Regions from separate parts of the Mus musculus genome. Here region 2 is linked to region 1. A link is a loop called in an ENCODE intact Hi-C map of the cell type or tissue named here. Cell type or tissue: left cerebral cortex. All regions are shown on one strand.

What was found. Peaks named below come from ENCODE experiments on the same cell type or tissue, not always from the same donor. Only the 100,000 strongest peaks of a DNase experiment are listed, where the experiment ranks them.
Region 2: a loop joins it to region 1, with 4 times the contacts of the local background. A loop is called at or near these places in 2 of 42 quality-filtered maps.

The regions. Positions count from the first base shown.
Region 1 is chr2:156,578,557-156,583,556 of GRCm38, reverse strand. No RefSeq gene overlaps it. Among named protein-coding and RNA genes, the nearest start is that of Gm14169, 32 kb to the left of the region's middle. In left cerebral cortex, a CTCF peak has its summit at 2,058; DNase peaks (open chromatin) are centred at 466, 2,152, 2,654, 3,383 and 1 more place; H3K27ac peaks cover 2,014 bases.
Region 2 is chr2:156,663,125-156,668,124 of GRCm38, reverse strand. It overlaps Dlgap4 (DLG associated protein 4), which reads right to left. Exons shown (of 13, transcript NM_146128.6): 2 at 3,142-3,326. Among named protein-coding and RNA genes, the nearest start is that of Gm52566, 12 kb to the right of the region's middle. In left cerebral cortex, no CTCF peak of the experiment used is centred here; DNase peaks (open chromatin) are centred at 3,017, 3,549, 4,328, 4,783 and 3 more places; H3K27ac peaks cover 3,026 bases.

The sequences.
Region 1 (5,000 bases):
TGCCAAAGTCTGGTTAACACAGGGCCTGTCTCTAGCCAGCGTCTGGCACTGTTTGGCCTCTTTGTCTATATACCTGTGTACAGTCATTGGCGCTGGGGCTGCCCTGAGCCCTGCTGCTCAGGGCAAGAATGGAGGGTGGCTCAGGGAACCTGTGAAGGGAGAGAGCCAGAGAGAGACTGTGTGTGGTGACAGCTGCCAGAAGCCTTGCTCTCTCAGTTCCAATGCTGTCACAGACACTTCTGGCAGACCTCAGGGAAGGTCATCTGTAGAAAAGTTCCTTAATCCAGTGTGTCAGGGGCACAGAGCCTACGGAGAGGAGTGAGCGAGAAACAGAGATGCTTCTCCAACCACTTTCATTCACGAGCTATTTATACTTGTGCAAAATGAGAAATCTAGTTCCCAACAAGGAGAGTGGTTACGCCAGGGTAAACACACCCCACAACACTGCAACTGATAAGGTACTGCCGGGAGTGCCGACCTACTGGCACGTAGCACATTCATAGTCAAAGTCTTATGAAGCCTGCATAGTGCAGTCCTGCTACATGAGCCTGCATACATACACACGCCCACGCGCACACATGCACACATGCACACACACACACACACACACACACCCATGCCCACTCCCATACCCTTGGGTACATCACAGCAGAATAATTAACCACATCTTGGTATTAAGTTTGGAGAAATGAGCCTGGTGGTAGTGGTATTGCACACCTTTAATCCCAGCACTCTGTAGGCAGAGGCAGGGAAATCTCTGAGTTCCAGGCCAGCCTGGTCTACACAGCAAGTTCCAGGATAGCCAGAGCTACACAGAGAAACCCTGTCTCAATAAAATAAAATAAAATAAAATAAAATAAAATAAAATAAAATAAAATAAAATAAAATTGCCAGGTGTGGTGGTGCACGCCTTTAATCCCAGCACTCGGGAGGCAGAGGCAGGTAGATTTCTGAGTTCGAGGCCAGCCTGGTCTACAGAGTGAGATCCAGGACAGCCAAGGCTATACAGAGAAACCCTGTCTCAAAAAAAAAAAATTAAATTAAAAAAAAAGATTTGGTGAAATATATGGGTTTTTCCTTATCTATTTTCTATTTTTTTTCCTTTTGAGACAGGGTCTCGATATGTTTTTTTTTAACCTCTGGTTGAACTCCTGGGCTTAAATAATCCTCCTGCCTCAGTCTCTCAAGTAGATGGGACTTACAGAACCTGGCTGATGTTTCTTTATTACATAATTATTCTATGGCCATCACAGAAAGGAAAGTAATAGAATTATGTGTTTTTAAATAGAAACCCGGGGCTGGGAATATGATGAATTCTCTTGCTTTGGAGGGTGGGGGCAGAGAGAAGATCACTGGGGCTTGCTGGCTCCACAGTAAGTATGAGACCTTGTCTAAGAGCCTAAGGTGGCGCATAGAGAGCAGAATGCCCCGTGTCCTCTGCATGCACAACTGCACACACGGGTACACACTACACAGGACCACACACACACACACACACACACACACACACTGGGGACAAGGGCCCTCTGACCCATAATTCAAATTCCAAGAAATTGTCCTAAGCAAAGATTTAGGACATACACTGCAATTTCCAGTGCTACAGATTGGTTGAACAGAGTGGCATAGTCACATGCCAGATGCCACACAGTCCCTGAAAGCCACGATGAAGAACTGCAATTGTTGACCAGGAACGATGCATGACTACAAGGGAAAGCAGGCATTAGAACATCATGTACGGAGTCCGCCCATCTCTATATGTGCTTGGTCCTGAGCCTGGAGATGCTCAGATGCCGATTCATTCAGCTCACTTACAGGAGTTTTTTTTTTTTTTTCTTTTTGCCTTCCTGTTTATTTTACCATAAGAATGTCTTAAAACAAAATTTCATAAGTTATTTTTAAGAAGAAAAAGAACCTACACTAAGAGGTCAGACCTTGGACAACAAAGGCAGGACCTGTACTCCTCCAGGCTGGGGGAGGCTGGAGCCTTTGGGGAGGGAGGGGGGGTCAGGGCTGCTGTGGTGGTGCCCTGTGCCCTGCGCCTGCGCCTGCTCCAGCTGAGGCAGCGCCCCTCCCCGCGGGCACTCTCTGCCATTCACCCTCTGGAATTAGCTTGCAGAGACCGTTTTTAGGAAGCCCGTGGGTGGCTGGAAGCAGCTTGCGAACAGAGCTGGAGGCCGTGAAGAGCTGCAGTGAGTGCCCAGGAAGGCGGGCAGAAAACAAGGGAAGCCACTGCTTTCCCAGGGTTTGATTTTTTTTCAAAAACAGCTCTCCAGAAAGTCCTTGTTTTAGCCTAAACACTTCCTCTCCCATCTCCCACACTTCCTCTGGGCCTCTAGAGAGAGGCTGTGTCTAAGCCTGTGAGACCAAGACCCTCAGTGCTTCATTCGACTTGCTGTGCAACCTTGCACCACTCACTCACCCTCTCTGAATCTCATTTTCCTCTTCTCTCAAATGGAACTGGAATGGATTCCAAGTTCTGTTCCCATCTGGAGGCCCCTTGGCTTCTAGGACCATCTTGGAAAGGTGACTGGACCAGATGTCTCCAAGGCCTCTGCACAGCCTTGAGATTCTGAGGTTTGTGCTTGGAGGTCTTAGTGTACAGTATGCTGGCGCGAGCTTCAGGGTTTGGTACACTGTGGCTGGAGAATGCTCTGACATTAAATTGCTAGGATTTGGAGCCATCCCTGGCGAAGCAGCTGCTCCCTGTGCCCGTCTGAGCTGTCTGAGCTGTCTGAGCTGGCCCCGATGCAGCCTGTAAACCCCAGCACTTGGGAGGTTAAGACAGGAGCACACAAAAAATTGAGACCAGCCTAGTCTTACCTTATTGAGTCTCTGTCTCCAAACAAACCAATTAAACTAGGTATAGTTGGTGTCTGCCCGTGAAGTTCAAGGCCCTCCTCGGCTAATTTGTGAATTCCAGCCAAGGAAAATAAACCAATCTGCCAAATAGTCAAAGACTACCTCTAGCTGAGCCTTGTCTTCATCAGGGGTTTAGGACTGTCCTTCCCAGTCAAGACATGGAACCCCAACCTCTCCCCTTCCCTGGAAAGTTCAGGCTTCAGGCAGCTTCTCAAAGTAGACACAAAAGTGACAAGCCACCAGCTCACCATGCTGGGCCCCACCATCTGTTTACTGAGGAGCAGGGGCTCTAAGGAAACGTTTATGGTTGCCTTCCAGAAGGGCAGAGGGTCTCAGAGGTGTAACAGGTGCCAAGCTTCCACGTGATAGAGCCAAACCTTGGGCCAGGCACGATGCTCCAGGGGGCTCCGAGCTTTGCTGTCAGTCCCCAGGTCCTAGCAAGCCATGGGCAGGGACGGCCGTGGGAAGAGGGGGTAGTCATTCCATGAAAGGGGTCCCCAGAACAAGGTGTGTGGCTCCGGGAGGTGTGTGCCTGTCTGTGTGGGGCTTGGATGTGGTGCCGCCTGGGTCTGCCTATGAGTTCTGGGGTGTCTCTCTGAAGCAGTCGAGGGAGGCAGATGGAGGCTGTGCCAGGGAACCTGCAAGAAGAAATGGTGTAGAAAGCTGTGCTCCCTTGCGACTCTTCCCTTGCTCTTGTGTTAGTTGTGTGGGCCTTCAAGGTCCCAGGGCCCTGCACTGGGTGAGCTAACCTCCAGTCCCCACAGCTGTCTTGTGCTGCGCGCCCCGCGTCCCCCCTCCCAGCTCAGGGCTGGATCCTCCTCCACCCAGGTTGGTTGTAGGAAGCTCTTAGGCTGGATTAGGTCTTGGTCCATGGAGAACTACTGAAGCCTCTGAAAAAGGAAACTTGGTTCTTGGGTCCCTGGTCCAAAGCCTACTGGGTTATCACACAGCTGGCTTTCAGCCTCTGGGCATTCCCCCTCCTCTGGGGTCTGCTAATACTGTGGTTGAGAGTAGCTTGGGGAGAAAGTTCTAGAAAGGCTTGTGATATAAAAACTGGAAACCAACCTCCAACTAGTTAAGCAAGGTTGCTTTTCTAGTAAATGTCTGTAAGTTCACTAGGCTCTGGCTTACCGTACATATACCTGAGAGCTCATCTACTGGGAGAGCCTGGGTTTACTCTGCCTAAGGCAGACTCCCGTGGCTTTACCCCACATCTCCACCTGCTCTTTGAAGCCCTCAGAGCTAAACCTTGACTTCTAAGGGAGGTTAAGTATCAGACATACTAAGCTGGGGAAGGCTGATAAAGGACCATTCTACTAGGGACCCGACTCCAAGCTGGGTAGGTCACAGATGCTGGCAAAGCCTAGATTTGGCTGTCCTGCCTGGGACTGGCTCAAACCAGAGGGCAACCTTGGGCTCCGGAGACATAGGGAAAACAGGATACACAGGCAGGTAAGGAGGTGATGGGGAGGGCATGGGTCCCTCTACAGCACAGGGCTGCTATTGGAATGACGGATGGCCTATGCTAAGAGTTTGGCATCCACGGGAGTCTGACTAAAGGGGCTGCTGGGATATTATTCAGCCAACCATTAGCCAATTGTCCTCTCTGCTGCTGGGAACAGATCTGATGGCCATGGATCAGAAATGAAGCAAGCACAGATCCTCACCCCACACGCCCCCAGCCCCCAGTACTGAGCCAACTCAGGGCTGTTGCCATAGCTCAGGGCAACCTGGTTCAGAGATCCTGGCTGCCCAGCACCCTGAAGAGCTACTAGGGTCTCCTGCTCCTAAGGAATGGATACATGTAGTTCTCAGGAGCAGAGGTTGATGGGAGTCAGAGGTCGAGCCAATGCTCCTGTTTTGCAGAGAAACCTTTCCAGTATAGGGATGCTGCAAGGAGGCCCTGGATTGTGCAGGTTCAGCCTTACAGCTTCTGGGGCTGCAGCTTCTGAGGGAAAACAGAAGTTCCCAGCTTGGGGGAGTCTGGTTGAGCCCGAGGACCTTGTACATGGGGCAGCCTCTCAAAGGTTTTGGCTCTAGCCCGGTAGCAGCAAACACACTCTGGATGGGGACAGCTTGGACTCTGGCCTGGAACGAATGTGCTCAGTGGCTTTGGGTGTAGCCTGTGGCAACTCTGGGTT
Region 2 (5,000 bases), 85 kb before region 1:
ACTTCACCAACAGAGACTGTGGAGTCTTACCCTAGTCTCTTCTCCAGACTTCAGGCCCATCAGGTGCCCAGCTAATTCCATAGGACCGTTCTGCGCTTGACGAGATGATAGGTTCAATATATAGTAGGCCTGCAGGAAGTGAGTTTGGAGTGGTGGTTCTCAACCTGTGGGTTGAAATCCCTCTTAGGGGGTGGGGGTCACATATCATATAACCTGTCTATTATATTTACATTATGATTTGTAACAGTAACAAAATTACAGTTATGCCATAGCAGTGCAATAGTTTTATGGCTGGGGTCATCACAACATGTGGACCTGTATTAAAGGGTCGCAGCATTAGTAAGGCTGAGAAGCACTGGGCTAGAGACCTGCTTCCTCTGCATGACCTCTTTTTACTTTGAATGAGCTCCGAGTCCTCTGCTGCCCCTCCCCAGCTGTCCCTTTGCAATGCCTTGCTCCTGTGTGGAGCATTTGTTAAGTGAGCCAATGCCCCACACTGGCCCTTGTCAGGGTCCTAGCCCTCATAGCTGCCCATGCCATGATACTTGCTTAGCTTCTCACACCTCAAACACGCAAGAGGCATGACAGACGCAGCAGAGTCAGACAGAGGGCTCCTGACCTTCTGGCTGGCATAGCTCCTAAGCCCCTCGCTGTGCTGGAGGCTTGAGTTCCTGTCTGGTTTCTCGCCTTACCTCTAAGCATATGTCAAAGAGCTTTGCCTTGTAAGCCTGGCTTGCCCCTTCCCTACAAGGAGTAAAATAAAATCTGTGAAGATTTGATGCAATGAAAAAAAAAAAAAAAAGCTAAATGGCAGGCTGGGGTGGTAGTGCGCCTGCCCACCACATATACGCTTCTGGATTCCATCTAGAAAAATTAAATAAATAAGCCAGGTAGGATGATGGCGCATGACTGTAATCCCAGCACCTGGGAGGCAGAGGCAAGAGGATCTTTTGAGTTTCAGGCTGGTCTGGTTTACATAGTGTGTACTAGGTCAGGCTGAAGTATATATAAAGAGATCCTGCCTCAAATAAGTAAATAAATAAAATACATACATATATACATACATACATATGTATGTACATACGTACGTATGTACAACAGGAAACTTCTTAGTAAGGAGCCTGATAATTAATAAATAAATGGTAGCTGTTATTGTTAGAGCTGGATTTTATTTTGGGGGGGTGTCATTTACTGTGACATACACTACTACCACGAGGAACATTCACAAGACAAAAAGTCCAGTGTGCTAAGTGACCAGTAGCCAAGGCTGTGCCCCACCCCCCAGGCCAGCAAACAGAGCTCTGCTGCCCTACAGGCCCCTGCATCTCCCAGCTCACAGGTCCTCTCTGACACAGTGGATTTTTTTTCCCCAGGCTTTCGTGATGCTGTTACTATTGTCAGTAAGTGAACAAGACTCAATCAATCTATTGATCAGTGCTTGTGGCTGGCTCCCCTGACCTCAATTCCCTGGGGACCCTGTCCTCCCAGCCGCCTCTGCCCAGGCACAGAGGCTCCCTCAGAGCTTCCCAGTTCCTTAAATAACCAGCTTGTTAGCAAAATCGCAACAGTAACACCTCCCTCGCGCCACCCCGGCCTCCATCTTTCCACGTGATCCTGACGGCTGCTCCCTGCCAGTGCCAAGGAATCCCTTCTCCGTCACTGGGCCACACACAAGGGGGCTGTGAGCGATGGCAGCTGTGCCTCCAGATCTGCCCTAGGGCGGAGGAGGCCTCAGAGCAGTGCTCATCAGCAGGAGAGGCTAAGCCCTCTGTGAGCCTTGGGGAGTTGAAATGAGATGCGGAATCGTGCCAGGCATTCACCAAATGCCAGACACGTAGTAACTGCTCAAGAAATACCCACTGCCTCACAGGCTGGCCCTGAGACTCACATGCTGTCCTCAGGGAGACCCCAGCCTGCCTTGGGCAAACCCAGCATGTTTGCTGAAGCCCCCCCCCCCCGCCCCCCTGCTATCAGACCACCATGTCCTCATCGATTCTGTGGTGATAGCTTCTCAGCCAAACGCAACAGGTGTCTCTGGTTGCCACAGCAGACCCCGGGGCCAGGCCGGGGGAACCGGGTTGGGGGTGGGTAGTAATTAATGGGGGCCCTTTCACAGTTACTAACAATAAGGCTGGCACCGCACAAGTGTGCAGCGTGTAGTTCTCAAAGACATCCATTATTGACAGTGAACTTCTCGGGTTTTTATATTATCCTCGATATTTGCATATTATGCATATTTACCAGTCTTTTCGTTCTTATGAGCATCTCATCAAGGAAGCTGGCAGCTGTTGGCAGGTGGTAGAGTTGGAAGCAAAGGGGTTGGCACCATGCTGAGGGATACTAGAGCAGCTCCCTGGGACCCCAGAAGGCTGATGAGTTCCTGGGTCCTCATGAGGGATTCCCACATCTTCCACCCTTTTCCATGACTCTGGGAAACGGAGGGCACTCAAGAAGGCAGACCTTCAACCCAGACTGAACCGTGTCTGGGGGACCCTTGGGTTACCTCACGTGTGAACTAGACATGTCACACCAACAGAACCTTGGGGTAGGGGAGACTGTGTGAGAACAGGGAGATAAATGAGCCAGGCGCTGTGGTTGGCACCATGTGGGCCTGAGGTGGCTGTCCCTGCTCTGTGGGAAGGATGACGGAGGAACCAGGCTTTGTGAAGATAGTGTGGGTGTGGAAGGACAGTCAGAGATAAGGCTGAGCCTGGCACCTCATTGTGTGAGTTTAGGCAGGTGGAGCAGGAGGAGTAAGAACGTGTTCTTGTGGGCCCCGTCACGCCACAGCCGGCAGCAAGCTCCCTCCTCCTCCCAAGCCTGTGCTGGGCACCTGCCCCAGCCCTGGGTGTGGCATTTGGAATGTACAGTGCTGGGTTTGCCGACGTCCATCCTCAGCAAGGGCTTTCCCCCACTGGGGCAGTGCCCTGGGAAACAGGCATCTCACCAGGCCCACCTCCAGAGCTGTCGGGAGGATGGGGGTATACCCAGCTGGTTAAACTGTAATTGTGCCCAGACAGGATCACTCTTGTAGAGGTCCCTCTGCCAGCTTGTGGGTGCTGGCAGTGGGAGGGCTGGGCATTTCCCAAAACAGGCAAGCACAGTGGAAGGTGAGATGCTCAGGCCTGTGGCTATACTTACCAAGGAGCCACGTGCACAGGGAGAAAGGTAGCCGGGAAGTCTGCTGCAGATGACACCTCAGAAGCGGGAGTGGGACTGAGGACTGCCACACACATCCCTCCAGCACTCCATCAGAGGTCTGGGTTGGGCCCTGGTCACACAGGGGGGTCACCAGGCTCCAAGCAGAAGGCAGGCGGCACCCGTGTCTGCAGACACAAGAGGAACATTGATTAGCCAGAGATGAGTGCCACACCTTGAGACCTTCAAACTAGCCCCAGGGAGGGGGCAAGTCGGCATAGTTGTCATAGAAACCCAAGTGTTTGTGCAACGCTGTATTTTCCAGAGAACCCTGGCACCCCCAGCTCATGGGAGGCCTACGTTGTTTTTAGAGGTAGATTTGCATGTCATGTATATTTACAATGCCTTTCCCACCACCCACAGAATCCCTGCAGCAGCCAGCAGTGGGGGAAGCTGCAGTTCCCCAGCCCTTCCTCAGCTTGCTCCTCCCTCTTGCCCCTCCCTCTTTTCCACTTCAGGAGGGAAGTCGAGAGAGGAGCCAAAGTCACACAACTGGGAGTTCAGATCTCAGCCTGGCCTCTCATTCATTTCAGATAATGGATAGGTGGTTCCCTCTTTCTGAGTCTCAGTTTCTCTTCTTGTTAAGAATACTCTTCTAGAACCTGCTAGGAGGTCTGAGAAGATGATGCAGGAAGGATGCTGGCAGAAGGTACTGCCTTGGGGAACACCCTGGGAGGTGTTCCCTTCCTGTCCCTGCATCCTGAGTGACTCCCTGGGAGAGCAGAGGGATGCCCGGCATCTCCAGTCCCTTGCCTGAGCAGTGTCTGTTCCCCGAGCCACTCTGCCTGGTCAATGGGAAGTAGACTCTCTGCTGCACACCTACCCAGAAGGCAGCTAGCTGACCCAGAGGCCTCAGAGGATCCCCCTCTGCCCTCCCATCCTACAGGCCACAAAACTGAGACTGAGAAACCAAGGCATCATTGGCATGAGGGTCAGAATCTGAGCAGCTAGGCTAGGGTGTGAACTTAGCCCCTTCACAAAGTCCTGGGAAGAGACACAGGGACCAGTTCACCGCAGGAAGAAGCAGGAAAGGGTGCGCTGAGTTGGGAGGCTCACCGGCTTCATCTGTTATCCCAGGCCTGAGGATACTCTCCCACACTGTCCCCCGAGGTCTCACACTGTCCCCCGGGGTCTGCCCAGAAACGGTACCTCCCACACACCAGCTTCCACACTGTCATGTGTGCAACAGACTTTCCTTCCTTTTCAAAGTAAGAAATTGAGGCACACAGGATGGCAGGGCAGGAGGAAGACTCCTGATGTGGGTGTCCCCAAACCTCCTCAGCCCTGGCACGCCTTTGATCTCTGCTCCCAGGCAGCAGCTTTAACCCTGACCTCTGGTTCTAGGACAACGCAGCCCATCTCCCTGAGGAAGCGTGTCCCCCGTCAAGAAAAACACGCAGGACCAGCAAAGGCTCTGGTAGTAGGAAAGATGGCATGGGACTCATTTTCAGTGGATGGACACACACTCAGACGTGTGCCTGGAAGACCTCTGTGTGCATCGTGGGGTGTAGAAATCCACCACACACTCAGTGCGACAGCTTGGGAAGATGCCGTTCCTACCAACTTATCACTTGGAGCCAAATTCACCCGGCATATGGCTGAAGGGAGAGGCAACAGCAGAGGCAAGCATCCTGACTTGGAGGGCTCTAAGGCCCCTTGAAGTCCCCAAGTTCGCCTGCTGAGGGAAGGCTGTAAGTCCCCCACCACTCATTTTCTCTTCTCTAAGGTGGGTAGTAGGCCCTCGGCCCCTGCTGGTGTAACACTATTTAAGTCTTGGGCTTTCAACACAGACCATCTACATA